2 separate regions of the Homo sapiens genome follow, and region 2 is linked to region 1. The links are chromatin loops, found by intact Hi-C in ENCODE. Cell type or tissue: mammary epithelial cell. All regions are shown on one strand.

Region 1 (8,000 bases):
GTCAGATTAGGGACCATGAATTAGAAATGGTACCAATCTGCAAGGGCGTGTAATTTTTTCTGACAGCCCTTCACCCTTGTCTGATCAGATAGGACCTCAAGGAATTGAGGATGTTGGGGAAGTATAAGTTTATCTTATCAATCAAAGAAATCCAGCCCTGTGGGGAACAATGAAGCCATGAAGGACCTGGATGATGGGGGAAGGTGGAGGATCAAGGGGGTGGAGGATCAAGGGACTGGAGGACTTAAAGGAGTCTAAGAGCCATGAGGGTAGGGTGAGGGAATGTGAAAGAGGGAAGGAGAGGAGGTCCTGGAGGGAGATATCGGAGCTCAAGGTTTTAGAAGAGTAATAAGTTCTAAAGGTTATGGAAAGATCCAAGAAGTGAGCAAGTGAATTAGTCAGATGGGGGAAAGGGGGAAGGTGGTTTGTTTTTTTTTAAATCTCCATGTGTGTATTGTCTACATTCATATTACATCTCCTAGAACTGTGGCAGATAGGACTTGGGGTAAGACGAAGACCATGATACAAGGTCCAGCTGTTGGAGGGGCTGGTAAATCAAAGCCACAGGGATGATCAGAGGATGGTAGAGCCAGATGGAAGAGACCACCTTCTAATAGCATTAGTTTTTCTAGAGGCCATGGAAGCAAACCAACCTGGAGTTGGCAATGAGAAACCAGGAGATTGCTACCCTTCATCACAGTCCCCTAGTATGTAGGGAATGGAAAAATAACAACCTCCTTAAGAGAAAGCTGTAGAGTGAAAGGATAGGCAGATTTCAGTAAAGGAAAATAGATGGAAACGGTGACTTAAAATGAGGGTGAAGTATAAAGAGGCTTACTAATTACTAAACTAGCACTTCATAAGAATGCAGTGGGAAATGTATTTGTAAAGTACTGAGGGAAAGTGGAAGAGGAGTATTTTTTGCTTGCTATATCTTTCTTAATTTTATTGTTAATTGACAATAATTGTATATATTCAGGAGACATATGTATATATATATATATCCTGAATTGTATATATTCAGGAGATGTTATATATGAACATATATGCACATTATAGAATAATTAAATCAAACTGACATATTTTCTATCTCAGATACTTAGCATTTCTTTATGTAAGAACGTTTAAAATATACTCTTTTAGCAATTTTGAAATATATAAAACATTATTCTTAATTATAGTCACCATGCTGTGCAATAGATCACAGACTTATTCCTTCTGTCTAACTGAAACTTTGTGCCCTTTGATCAACATCTTCCCTTTCCCCATTCAAATAATCACTACCTCCAAATCTCCAGCTTCTGGTAGGCACCGTTCTACTCTCTACATCTATGAGTTTGACTTTTTTAGATTCCATATATAAGTAAGATCATGCAGTACAGTATTTGTGTTTCTCTGCCTGGCCTATTCTACTTAGCATAATTTTCTCCCGGTTCATCCTCATTGTCACAAAGGGCAGAATTTCCTTCTTTTCCTAAAGGTTGAATAATATTCAATTGTGTATCATCTTTATCCATTCATTCATAATGGACACTTAGGTTGATTTCACGTCTTGGCTATTGTGAACAATGCTTCAATAAACATGAAAGTGCACATATCTCCTTGACATACTCATTTCATTTTCTTTGGATGTATGTCCAGAAGTGGAATTGCTGGATCATATGGTAATTGTATTTTTGTTTGTTTAAGGAAACTTTGTACTGTTTTCTGAAGTGATTATACTAATTTACCTTCCTACCACTGTGCACAAGGGTTCCCTTTTCTCCGCATCCCCCTCCAACACTTGTTCTCTTTCATCTTTTTGATAATAGCCGTTCTAATAGAAATGACTTGATATCTCATTGTGATTTTAATTTGCATTTCCCTGATGATTGATGATGTTGAATAGTTTTTCATGTATCTGTTGGCCATTTATCTTCTTTTGAGAAATGTCTACTTTGGTCCTTTGCCCATTTTTTAAATCAGGTTGTTTTCTTGCTACTGAATTGTTTTAGTTCCTTATATATTTTGGATATTAGGCCCTTATCAGAAGACAGATTTGCAAATATTTTATCCGAATTCTTGGGTTGTTCCTTTACTCTATTATTTCCTTTGCTGTCCAGAAGATTTTTCTGTTTGATACAGTCTCATTTGTCTATTTTTTCTTTTATTTCCTATGCTTTTTATGTTGTATCCAAGAAACCACTGTTCAGACCAGTATCACAGGGCATTTCCTCTACGTTTTCTTTTAGAAATTTTACAGTTTTGGGCTTTACATTTAAATCTGAAATCTATTTTGAGTTTATTTTTGTATATGGAGTGAGATGAGGGTCTAATTTCATTCTTCTGTGGGTGGATATCCAGTTTTTCCAACGCTGCTTATTGAAGAGACTGTCATTATACCCACTGTGTGTTCTTGAAATCTTTGTCAAAACTACATTGACCACAAATAGGAGTTTATTTCTGAAATTTCTGTTGGGTTCCACTGTTCTATATGTCTGCTTTTATGCCAGTACCATGCTAGGATTTTTAAATTCTTGTTTTTCCTTTTATTTTTAGTTGGCACAAAATAATTGTATGTATTGTGGGATACAGTGATATTTTGGTACGTGTATATCATGTTGTTTAGGAAAAACTCTCAAACCATTTTTCCTGTGCTCTCACACCATAACAATCAACACAGGAGACTTCTGTGATCCAAAAATATGTGTTTATTTTCCCCCTCCAGCAAGCAAGCAGTCAATTCTGCAGGAGGACCCAGCTGGGTGTCCTCTAATTTAATTCCAACTATCTACCCAGATAAATCATCAGATCCCACAGGTTAGGAGCTTACTCCCACAAGCCCATCCCCTCCTTCCCCCCGGTTGCAAGTCCAGGCTTCTGGAACTTCGGACTGACTGGCTTCAAATTGGGGTTCCCGTGAACCTCCTCCCCCCACCTTTGGGTTCGATTAATTTGCTGGAGTGGCTCACAGAACTCAGGGAAACACGTTTACTGATTTATTATGAAGGGTATTTGAAAGGATATGAATAAATATCCAGATAAAAAGATACATAAAGTGAAGTCTAGAAGGGTCCTGAGCACAGGAACTTCTGTTCCCATTCAGCTGGGGTGCACCACCTTCCTGGCACGTGGATGAGCTCTTCATTTCATATCATGGAGATATGGCGGTCCTGTTGTACTGGTGATTGTTTCAAGTGGCTGGACTGATGAGTAGGCATGGAGTATTGGTGATCATCTAAGAAGCATCTTATCCAACTGTGAAAATATCTCTGGAGCAGAGGTGTGCAAAGGGAAATATGATGTTGCTGAGGGCTTCCTAGAGCTCCCCAAAAGTCATGTACCAGATACACAATTTTTTCCTAGACCATCTGACAATAATTGCCACAATTAAGTTAAAGCATTAGACACAAATCTTGCTCGTAAAGTAATATATTCCCATCAAGCTCATTTATCTCTTTATTTAAAAGTGTCGGCCGGGCACGGTGGCTTCCGCCTGTAATCCCAGCACTTTGGGAGGCCGAGGCAGGTGGATCACCTGAGGTTGGGAGCTCGAGACCAGCCTGACCAACATGGAGAAACCCCGTCTCTACTAAAAAATACAAAAATTAGCTGGGCATGGTGGCGCATGCCCGTAATCGCAGCTACTTGGGGGGCTGAGGCAGTAGAATCGCTTGAACACGGGAGGCGGAGGTTGCAGTGAGCTGAAATTGGGCCATTGCATTCCAGCCTGGGCAACAAGAGCAAAACTCCATCTCAAAAAAAAAAAAAAAAGTGTTAGTTTATAATGCACTTAAAGAGGAAGCAACAAGTTGTCTGTTCTGTGTGTCATGAGTGGATTATATTATGTTCACTGATCCAGCCCATCCTCTCCCTCCTCCCCTCTCTTCCCTTCACCTTCTACCCTCTTTTCCTCTCTTCCTCAGGTTACTTATAAGGGCAGCCATCACAGATTTGCTACAACTGAACTGACAAACTCAAAGGACACTTCAAAACAGATTTCAATTGAATTTTGTCTTGAGATTCTTCATTTTTCTTTCCTTGTCATGTTGGCCACAATTTGGTATCCAGTTATCTCAAATAGAGTGTAATTCATAGGTTCATGATATAGTTATGTTCATTAGATGAATGAATAAGTGAATGACTAAATGAATGAATGAATGAAGAACACATTATTATGGTTTTAGTTTTAGCAAAAGAGGAAGTTCAGAAATGCTAAGGAACCTGAACACCAGGGGGCATCAAAAGTTTGCTTTCTTTTTTTTTTTTCTCAAACCTGCCTTTTAAAATAGTCTAAAACTTGAGTCATATTGGCTTCATAAGAGAAAGTGCGAGAGAGAAAGGGGGAAGGGAAAGAGAGAAGTTATAACTTAAAGGTTAATTCTAAAGTGGTAAGTGTACTCTACTGCAGTTTACTTAAGTTGCTTCTACAACAGTGCACGTGGTTTTTCTCATAGTTATATACCAATGACCAGCAGATGACACCACTTCTTATGACCAGCAGATGGCACCACTTGACCTTATGGGTCAAGGAGTACAGTTGTAGGACCAGATTTTGGAGGATAAAGAAACATATATAGGGGATGAAATCTTTCACAAACTTTCTGTAGAAAAACTACTAAAGTAAAGTAAATATTAAGTAGAGAATTAATCCCTGTAGGTCTCAAATACCTTAATTTTTAAAAGGTAGAATTTTAACCAGAGGTATATTGTTCATTTTGAAACAGATAACTAAAATGTTTTTACATGTCAAGTTTAAGCCTCAGAAAAGGTGAGCTGTAATTGATAGAAATAATTTGGATTTCACTGTGTACTTTTAGAATATTCCTTTATCAGATTTTTCAATGACCAATTAATTCACAGATATTAGCCAAAAGAAAGACAGTTGCACACAGACACAATACTGTTAGATTACTGATTAATAGCACTAAATGATTTCCTCCATTGTCCTTGGCTATATAATTTAAGTGTCAACAGAGTACTTCAGGTTCCCTTATGCACTATCAGTTATTTACCTTTTCTAAACATTTAACTACTTTAGTTGGATACTTATAATCAGATAAAAACCGGAACAATGTCTGTAGTTAGAGTACTTGTAGTGCAAAGGAAAATGCAGACCCACTGGTTTTTGAGAGTGACAGCACTTGACCCGAAGCTTTAAACGTGCTTGTGAAACTTCCATCTGGGTGAAGGAGTAGAGGCCAGACTAGCACTTAGTTTCTTTTTAGATCTTCCATACCTTAGTCACGCAGATAAGTAGTAACTGCTTGAATGGGAATAAAAAGCATTCCGTCGGATTTCTGTGTATAATGAAAAGTCCCTGTCTTTGGCTCTTTGATTTCCCACATGAAGCTCAGCTTGGATATTACTACGATAAGAAAGAGCTCTAGAGAAAACAAAAGGGCATATTTGCTTAAATTGCTGTTTGCATCAAAAGAAACTGCTTAATGGGGTTATCGGTAGGTCAGACTGCACCCTGTTTTCACCAAGGCTGAATCAAGACCAGATGAATTCAGGAGGGCTGGGTGGGATTAGAGTCCTTAAGTGGCAGTATTTTAATAAAATTCTTCTTGGCAAAACTATCTCTGAGCTTTCTATTTTATTAGCAACTGAAAGATACATAAGAAAGAGATTGGAAATACTGAAGTGATCAACTACTAGGAAATGAACCTTAGGTTTAATTTTATTTCCACACAAAAAAACAAAACAAAACAAAACCACTGTGCCATATGGGAGAAAACATGATAGAGAAGCAAGGTCTAGACCCATACTCTCTGACTCTACACTATTTGGTGTTGAAGCTTATGACACTCAGCTTCAGTTTCTTCATCTGTAAAATTAGGGTGATTATCCAGGGTTTGTGTGAGAGTTCAAGTTAATACTTGTAAAGCACTTGGAACATGGTAAGTACTGAATGTGTTAATTATGATGATGATGATGATGGTATACTAGCTACTGCATGAGGTGCTGAGAATAGAGATTGAAAAGATACTGTCTCTGCCTTTGGGGAACTTAGAGTCTTTTAGGAGGAGTAAAGAAAATAAATAAGAGCCAAATGTTATAGATATAATAAGGACGTTATATACAGTTTTGGGATAGGGGGTGACAAGGTAGGGTATGGTGAGTTTGGCCTGGGTAGGGGTGAGGGATGCCTTGAAGAAAGGCCCTTGAGCTGAACTGTGCAATATGTATTTGCAGGCAAGAAAAGGGAACAAGGAAGGGCTTTTGGACATGTAGTGAAGGCAGGGCTGGGCAACATGTGTTGAAGGGCACCAAAGTAGGAACCAGTGTGGTACATTCAAAGAGCTGCCGTTCTTGGAATGTGGTTAGAGCACAGGGTGTGAGTATAAGGGGGCAGAGTGAGAGATGAAGCCTTTCGGGCGGACATAGGTCAGAGTCTAGCATTGGAAACAGGAATCCAAGGGTTAATTTGGAAATTAGATGAGGTTTGTTTCGCTCATTCATTCATTATTTATTTATTTATTTATTTATTTATTAGAGGCAAGGTCTCACTGTATTACCCAGGGGGACCTCAAACTCCTGGGCTCTGGGAACCTTCCTACGTCAACCTCCCAGGTAGCTGGAATTACAGACATGTGCCACCGTGCATGGCTAGTATTTTTAAAAAATAAGCTGTCAACATTTACAACTTAGAAACCTCTACATGAAAAAATAGGGATTTCCAAGCTTTCTAGAAAATTTGGAGTGTCTTCCAATATCATTCTCTAATTCCAACACAGTATCAGTGGATGACATGCGCACTGCCCAGTTTGTCCCTGGCCTCTTCGTCTCACATTCAGTCCCAGCCTTGCCTCTAGTCCCACGAGCATTGGTGTTTCTGACCTTTACATAGCACCCTAAAGACTTCTGATATTATTCTACAGGGCACGCAGAGCATTAAAATATTTTAAGAAGGAGGTTCTACTGGAGGAGGGATTGAAGGACAAGATGGTAAATTGTTTTCATGTTTTAACAAAAGTTCTATCATGAGCAATGACTGGACACATACGAGGGCAATTGAGTATCATTGGATTTTACTATTAAATTTCATTAGAAAATATAATCTATTCTTTGAAAATTGGAATATTTAATCTTATTATGGAAGAGTGACCAATCTTCTAGTCAATCCTGTATTATTCTTATTTTTTAGAGTAAGCAAAAGGTCTAAAATTTTAAGAGGAAAGCCCATCCTTCTTTGGCAGCTCCTTTAAGGATCAACAGATAGTCCTCTTGGAACTGATAATGAAATATAATCCAATCTTAACATACCTGGAAAAGGGCTAAAGGGAATGCATACCTACATTTCAACAGGGGAGGAACTGGTACAAAACAACAGTTACTAAGAGGCAACAAAGAATTTCTGGCAGAGTGGGTTTTGCTATCTAAAACCTGCTTTTTCTAATAGAGGCAACTTCTCATCTCCAGATACTCCGTGACTTTCAGGAAGAAAGGCATATAACTTAAATTGAAGTGATAGATAATATAAACCCATGGCCTTTTTGGCTTTTGGGTCAGGCCCCTGTGAAGTTAGCAAAGGCAGCAGAAGCAGCTATGCTTGCATCAGAATGCAGAATGATGCTCATCCTCAGGAAGCATTTCACACCCACTTCCTTTCCATCCATGGAGTAAGGGGACAGGGAAGTTAATTATGAGAAGGGGGATAAACTAATCCTATACTCATTCTCTGGCCTTCTATAAAAACACTGGTTGGTTTTTAGCAGGAAAGTTATGCCAGTTATATTAGGATTCTCCAAAAAAACAGAACCAGTAGGATGTGTGTGTGTGCATGTGTCAAGTGTATGTCACATATGAACACATGTGTATGTGTGTAAGTGTATGTCACACACATGTACTTATATACATATGCATGTATATATCTATATCTATATAGTTGTAGGGGCTAAGTGTGAACTTTGTGGGGCAGGTTGACAGTCTGGAGATTCCGGGAAGAGTTGATGCTGCAGTCTTGAGTCTGAAGACAGTCTGGTGGCAGAATTCCTGCTTTCTTAGGAGACCTCAGT
Region 2 (8,000 bases), 240 kb after region 1:
TTTTTTGAATAATAAATCTTTAATATAAATTTTATTTTTGCTGCTAAGAGGTTTTCAAATTCTGGAGAAATAGCCATAAATCTTATGAACTGACAAAGATGATCAAAACATTTTAAAGATTCAGCTTCCTTTTAAAATAAATGTATTTATCAATTGGTCAAAGCTAATGTTCTGTATTTCCTTTTGTAAATTAACACACTGTCAAAAGGAAATATAAAAATGGAGAGCTAGTTATAGCCCAGTTAAGAATAATTTAAAAAACAGATTTATTTGAAAAGTAAATTTTCCTTTTGAAGATGTTCGTTATGCTAATCGTAAGTGTTGGTGGCCTTTTTGTTTTGCAAAATTTATTGAAGTAGAAATGATAAGACCACATATTTCAGAATAATGGGCAAGTTACTATGTGTTAGATAGTTCTATTAGCTAAGCTATAAACATAAATTTTACTGGAAATATTAAAATATAAATGGAAATAAATTATTAAAATATAAACAGAGCCACATAATTGACTGTTGTCTACTTTTATTTCAGATCACATCTAAAATACTAACTAGAACTAACACAAAACTGTTTTCTAAAACTGCCAGGGTGTCAGCTTCATCCAAATATTTTGTTCAAAAGTAAATATTAAAATAAAATGCATCCAACTCTTCTGATTGTCAAAGCAGTGATAACAATTATAGCGCTTTCTGTTGATCATTTCCTGGGTTCCATGCTTTACTTATATTACCGCAGATAAGCTTCAAATAACCCTCCCATCTAAGCGCCATGATTGTTCCTATTTTACAGAGAAGAAAACTGGCCTAGTGAGATTAAAGGGGTCAGACAGCTAATAAATGGTGTAGTACTGGGACTCCAATCCAAGTCTTTCCTATTTCTATGTCTCTGCTCTTAATTACTTTGTTATATATCACATTAATTAAGCAGAATATCTGTGGAACTCTTCTTGAAACCTGTTTGGGAGTCATTTGTACAGCATTTTGGATGTCCTCAGCTATAGCACATATTTTAATTTTTATTTTTAGAACTAATTCAAAGTCCTTCATGTCCAAGTCTGGCAAAAGACACAGATGGTATAGGTAGTAATTAATGTTTATGACCAAAAGAGGCAGATAGTGTCTTTAAAGTACTAAATCTGATATTTAAATTTTCTCTGAAGACCATACTAAAGGAACCATATAGATCATTGTTTTTAGAGCCATGGCACTGGAATTGGAATATAAGTATAGTCTTCGAGGCACCTAACCCAAAATTGGTGTTCATTGAACATTTATTAAAACAATGAATGAGACAATGAATAAAAGGATAATATGTCTTTGCCTATGAAAATTATAATATGTGCTTGCAAAGTATAGTAACAAGTGTGGGTAGCTTATCATTAAAAATGATAATTCCCTCTTCATTATTATCACACCTGACCTTTGGCGTGGATATATAGATCTTGTGTGTGGGTATAAAGTCTGTTGAAGTTGTGGACTTGAGACAGAACTGTCAGAGCCAGCCATAATTAAGATGTGTGCTGAAACAAGATTTCATAGAACTAAATTCACAAGAGAAAAAGTAAAAGCCAAAGAATAAGGTGGAAATGTTGCTTTGCTAGTATTAGCAAATAGTATTCACAAATAGTATTAGCAAATAGTATTTGCAAATAGTATTTGCTAGTATCCTACTATTAGAGGAAGGGATCTGGGTTGCCATGCTGAATCTCTAGTGTTTACTCCCATGTGGCTTTGGGTGAGTTGCCTGGGCTATCAGTGTGTAAACTGAGGACCCACTTCAGGGCTGCCTAAGAGTTTTTAAAATCTTCAAGGTCTCCTTGCTAAGTTTCACGTGACTGCTGTTACTGTAACTCTTCTAGGGAACTTATGGGAACTCCACATGCAAGGACACTACCATTCCATACACACACACACATCCATATCCAGGTGAAGCACTACCGGGACCTATGCTTTCCCTTTGGCTCTAGTCTACCTTCCCTCTCAGAGCTTCCCCACTGCTTTCTATCCCTGATGGCAGAGGAAGTTGGAACTAGTTTTTATTTTGTGGTGGTTAATGATCCTGCACTCCTGAATAGGGTAAATGCAAAGGCCCTTTTCAGGGCTCACATTTTGCAGTGTCTGAAATTCAGCATGGGGACACAATAAAAGAACCAAAACAGAGGACTAAGCAGTGAACGGAGTCAGTTTGCAAATGAAACAAAACAGTGATTAAAATGCAAAGAAACAAAAGGAGCTTTAATAGCAAAAACATTGATAACAGGGTATGTTCAAAGGTCAAAGCAAAAAGGTTAAAGACAAAACTAGACAAATTTATATGATAAATTTTATAATGGAAAATGGCTTTTAAATAGTAAAAGTAATTAAAGCTTTAGATTTTTAAAATCAGAATTTTTCTTTTGAGGCTCACCAGAGCAGAGTGGTTATATTCTAGGAAAGCAAAGCTTGTGCATGGGGGGAGAGGTTGAGAGCGGGATGATGTAAACCATCATTCTGGGACACCACCAAAGACAACCAAACCTCAACATTTTGAAAGAGATTCTGAACAAAAGAATATTCTAAAGCAGTTTGAAAAGAGGAAGCCATTGTCTCTTTTTGTGTCTGGAAATGAAAAACAGGGACTACATTTAAATTCATCTGAAACATAAGGTTTCGAAAGAAAAAAAGACAAACAAGTTTGTCATCAGAAATAGAGTTAGTGGAACCTATGGAATTCTAGAAAATGACACTAGTTTATGCATAGTCATGTATGAGAGTGAACAATGAGGAAATGAGCAGATGTTGCTTATCAGTTACCACGGCCTGTTCAATCTAAGCAGTACCTGGGTTAAGAGGGTTGCTGAGGACAGAAGAGTCTTAGCATACACCTTGGTTTCTCCCTCCCTGACCCCAAGATTACAGATGCCATGCAGAGTCATGAAATGGGTATGGACTTTAATGGATTAAAAGAAAGGATAACCTATATGTACACTGGCTATTCTTCCAGAGTAAAAGATTCCAGTTATACAATTTAAAATATCTTAAGGTTGTAATATGAAGAAATCGTGCCCTGGACAATACGAGGCATACTCATTTCACTTTGTATCCCAGAAAAGTACATCTCTGTCATGCATGGAGGATTCAGGCCAAACTTTTACCAGTGCACTCAGGGAGGAAGAGTATAGTGAATGACAAATAGTACACATACCCTGCAGTTTAAATACCTTCCTGGCCCCTGTCAATGATGGCTGAACAATAAGGTGGTATAAAACACTTACTTGGAAACCCAAACGAAAAGATAAATGTTTATATTTCATTTTTAAATTTTATTTTGTATTTTGCTGTTGTGCATTTGACTTATCAAAAATGGCAATAACTGAGATGACTCTGCTCCCATTGGTCTTTGTTTAAACTGTCAGCACTCACGGGATGTCTGATATATGTGCATTTTCCTCCCCAAATAGAGTTTTAGTTCCTTGAGGTAGCAATCCTTTCTTGCCGTATTCTGTGCTGATTTTATTTAGCACCTAAAAGATAATTGAGGAGATAATACTGGTCTACACTTTAGGTAGTTGAGATTTTTAAAAAATTGCACCATATTGTTCTTTGCTAGTTTTGCTTTCTGTTTAAAAAGTTAGACTGCATTTGCAAAAACACAACAGATAAGGCTAGTTTTTATATCATGTTCCTCTTGATTTCCCACATTGGATATTTGAGCTTCCTTAGTAACAGGAATTTGGGGAGCATAATTATCCTGGGAATTGTCATAGCTCTTCATTTTGCTTGACCCTGGTGTCCTTGACATCTGACAGTGCATGTCTTTGAGGTCTGCAGTGATATGCTACAACCAGGAGCATCAGAGAAGCTGAGACTTTCTGATCTGGAAGGGCTTTTTTTTTTTTTTGCGTTGGTGATCACTGAGGCCAAGGAAAGTCAAGGGCCTTACCCAGCTTCATGGCAGATAAGTGATAGACTCAAGAGCTGAATCCTGTTTATAGAGTCTCAGTATATGCCCTTTCACCACACCGGCCTTTCCCTAAAAGTGTTCAGTCCTGCAAGATTCTGCATAGGATTCTTTGGTCAGATCAATGTGAAATTCTCCATGTCCTATATTTTTTGCTTATTAGAGATTCCAAGCATTTACACAACAAAGAAACTTGTCTGATTTTAACCTACCATTTTCCAACTTTATTTTAACACAGAATCCTCTTTCACCCCGAGAATTCACCTAATAAAGGGTCATGCCGCATGGTGGTAAGCTTTGATGATGATGATGCTGGTGGTGATAAGAGTGACATTTATTTAGCACCTACTTATGTCATAGGCGTAGTTTTAAATGCTTTACATAAATCAGACTCAATCCTCACAACAACACAATGAAGAGGCACTATAATCATCTTTATTTTACAGATGAGGAGACAGGATCAGAGAGGCAGCTGGAGTATAGTAGTTGTGTTGTCCACGAAATATTATTGCACTGAAAACCAGGGTTTCTCAACCTTGGTACTACTGACATTTTGCCCATATAATGTCTTGTTATGGGGGGCTGTCCTGTGCATTGTGGGATGTTTAGCAGCATCCCTGTCTTTTACCCAGTAGTGTCAGCCAAAAATGTCTCCAGACATTGCCAAATGTTCCCTAAATTGTTCCTGGTTGAGAACTAAAGTTATAACAAAAATATGCTTTTTTTGAACAACCTTCTTAGTAACTTTTACAGTGACTCATGGTCATGATTGGGCAAATTACACATTGCAGGTTTTGTGACTACGTCAAGCAGCGTACACTTGTGTGGGGGTGCATGTGAGTTAAACCTGACCCGTACTGTTCTTTTCCGCTCCATTTCCTTACACTACTTCTGCTGAGAGCCAAAAGGCCAAAATTGTTGATTCTGCCTTCAAAGTCTTTTAACTGCCCGATGCACACACCCCCAATTTATATTGTTTCCATTTTTTATTTCCTCTTGGACATGAGCAATATAAACACACACACACACACACACACACGCATACACACGAGAGAGAGTCTTGTTTTTTCTCTGTGTAATAGAGGACTTAACGTATCTGAATTACTCTACAGTAAGAACTTATGTCGGAGCCAAGATTAACAGCTGCCAAGAAAAACATACCCAGCAGTGAATAACTCACAAAGATTTGGCAAAGAAAAAGTAAAGTTATGTGATGAAGTATATTACTAAGTTATAGGGTTTTATTTTTCCAACACGATAACTTGTTAACAATTCACACACTTCAAATGGGTTTGAGGCTTCTGGTCATTGTTTCTTTGTAATTTAAATGCCATTTTTAAGAGCAGCTGAGGTATAATAAAGAGCAATGAAATACCTAGTTTAAAATCCTGGCTCTGCCAAGCATTTACTAATTGTGTGACCTCACTTCTTTTTTCCAAGTGTTTGGTTTCCCACCAGTAAAATGGGTTGATGATATGAAACTAAATAGATTGTTGAAGGGTTGAAATAAGAAAATACATGCACTAATATCCAGTCCATGTTTTGGCAGGTCCTTCTTTCCAGTTATCAAGGGACTCTATCATGATTTGTAATCTTTTTTGGTAATTCCTTAAGTGTAAACTAATTGTTTTTGAAAATAACAGAGGCACCATCAAGTAGCCTAGTACAGGTAACTGTTATTAAAAGGTGGAGTTTGGAGAGCAGGGACGGTACATACAGTACTCAAAGTGATTGAATTTTGAAAGCTTTATATTTAAAGATAGCAAAGTAGCCAAAAGATGGAGTGCAAGGAGCTACAGAGGGCCTTCAGAAACCGAAGCTTACCCTCTGATCTTCTTAGTGGTCGTTTACTGATTCACCTCTTAGTGGTTATTTGAGTGCCCGCTCTGTTCTGGATGCTCTGCAAGCACTGGGGGTACAAACAGTGCAAAATAATAAAAATAGCTACTCTGTCCCTGCACTTTGTCCTCTTAAAACTTAGGTGGTGACTGTGTCCCAACTATAGTTGATACTCGCTGCCTGGAATGCTTGTTTGAAATGGGTTCTGAAGCTTAGCTGAACTTGCTGGGAAGAATGCTGGGATTTATGAATAATATGCCATGGGCAAGAAGATTTGATAGTCTTCTGGTATAATGTTTTTCAAAATGTGGATCTGATTCATTAGTGTATCATGAAATCAGTTTTGTGGGTCACCATGAGCATTACTTAAGAAGTTAAATAGAAATAGAGAAATATCATAGTGCATTGCACATAGCGGTAAGTCTTGCTTTGTAAAAGTTTTGTTTTAGTTATGTATGTATTGTGTACCAGGTCATGATGTAAAATGCATATCCTACAATGGTTCATGTAAAAAATGTGAGTCTAGTGGCTATATGAACTCCTACTCCTTTCTCTCTACATTCAAACTTTTTTGCTTTTTCTGAAATGACATGACACATTTCATAGTTTGAGCCCTATTAATCCAAACTATAGGATGACATATTCATTCTAGTAGCATTCTTCAATATGCAATATGTTTATCCTTTGAGTCTACTTTTATTTGAGTCTTTATAGTTTGTCTGGGATGGTTAATAATTATATTTATAGTCAGTTCTGGTGGGAGGCAAAAATATTCAAGTATTTAGAAACTTAGGTGCTGGAGTAACACTTGCTTTCCAATATAGACCATACCACTTTAGAGTGATGCTTTTTTACTGCATGGCCGGATGATCATATACACGTGGCAGAATTTGTAGAAACAGCATTAAACACAGAAAGTAAAAATGTATGTATATTGCAGGTGTTGGGAGCATGTCCACTGTGAATGGTTAGGAACTGCAAGCCCTATTTTATTACTTGATCTTTATTATAGATTTTGTATTTCTTGTAGGGTAAGAGGTCTCACTGAAGACTTGTTTTTATACTTTTCTGAATTGGTTAAATGAAGCTATTAGACTATCCCGTCTAGTTTAATAAAGGTTCCATCCAAATTTTCATATCCTATGACTCAATGGTTCTTTCTTCAATTGGATTATGATCTTCAGTGTCCCTCTTAACTTTTCTTCTAATGTATTATCTTGAAGGCTTTTCTGCTTCCAGTTGGCTTGAGTGGTAACTATACTTCCAATTAAAACATGAGCAAAAATAGATGCTCTGTTCCTGACACTTTTAATCCCTACCTCCTAAAATCAGTGGCTGTAGGGAGATCCCTTGTCTGTTTCCTCAAGAACTGCTGAAAGTAGGACTTCTTTTTGAGAAGTAATTCACAAAGTGCCAAGTGACAAGCCATACTTGCATGTGAACACAAAGCGATGTTTATCTTTGTCCAAACAAGTACCTGTTATGGCATGCACTTTATAAAAACAGCCAGAAAAATGCACCTCAGTTAATGGGCACTTTAAAAGAGCATTCATTCATTTGGGTTACTGAGAAGGACCAACTCAGAAATGACCCTGCTTGCCTAAGAGAAATATGCCACACCATGATTTCTCTAACCATTTCAAGAGTTTGCTGCCCTTGATCCCTGAATGATTTTGATGTGTATTTTCTGTTCCATTCCTCTGTAGGTTGGCGTTAACCTGTCTAACCACTCATAGCTCTGCTGGACTTTTTATATGAGAGTTTTCTGCTTGGTTAGTTATGAGTTTAAAAGACTTGAGAATACTGGTTTTAGGGGAAGGTTTTGAAATTGCCACCTTGCATATTGTAGAACACTTTATCACCACAGTTAAAATTGTAGGGGTTACTAATTGAGGAATAATACAAATTATATTTCAGTAACACAGAAGATAGCAATTTATTATCTTCCTGGACTTGGGGATACTTTTATCAATTAATTTCAAACTGCGGTGTTTCAAATTATTGAAATTTATGAATATTTAATTTTACCTTTTAAGAGTTACTAATTCAGAAGCATGATCTTTTAATACATATGATATGAAATGTTTACAGATTTACTGGCAAAATACTGTAATTATGAGTCCCAATGGAGTAAATGCTTTTAAAAATTGTATTCACTTAAATTAGCCAGCTGTGTTCTGCCTTTATACTGTTAATATTATTTTTCTCAGATTGTTATAAGC

What was found. Peaks named below come from ENCODE experiments on the same cell type or tissue, not always from the same donor. Only the 100,000 strongest peaks of a DNase experiment are listed, where the experiment ranks them.
Region 2: it touches region 1 in a loop (5-fold over the local background); 11 of 110 quality-filtered maps call a loop at or near these places.

Annotation. Positions count from the first base shown.
Region 1 is chr9:21,786,095-21,794,094 of GRCh38, reverse strand. No RefSeq gene overlaps it. Among named protein-coding and RNA genes, the nearest start is that of MTAP, 13 kb to the left of the region's middle. In mammary epithelial cell, CTCF peaks have their summits at 4,273 and 4,472 (motif pointing right); a DNase peak (open chromatin) is centred at 4,454; H3K27ac peaks cover 456 bases.
Region 2 is chr9:21,546,410-21,554,409 of GRCh38, reverse strand. The region is part of intron 1 of MIR31HG (MIR31 host gene); the gene reads left to right. Among named protein-coding and RNA genes, the nearest start is that of MIR31HG, 9.4 kb to the left of the region's middle. In mammary epithelial cell, no CTCF peak of the experiment used is centred here; DNase peaks (open chromatin) are centred at 4,889 and 5,019; H3K4me3 peaks cover 2,661 bases; H3K27ac peaks cover 7,646 bases.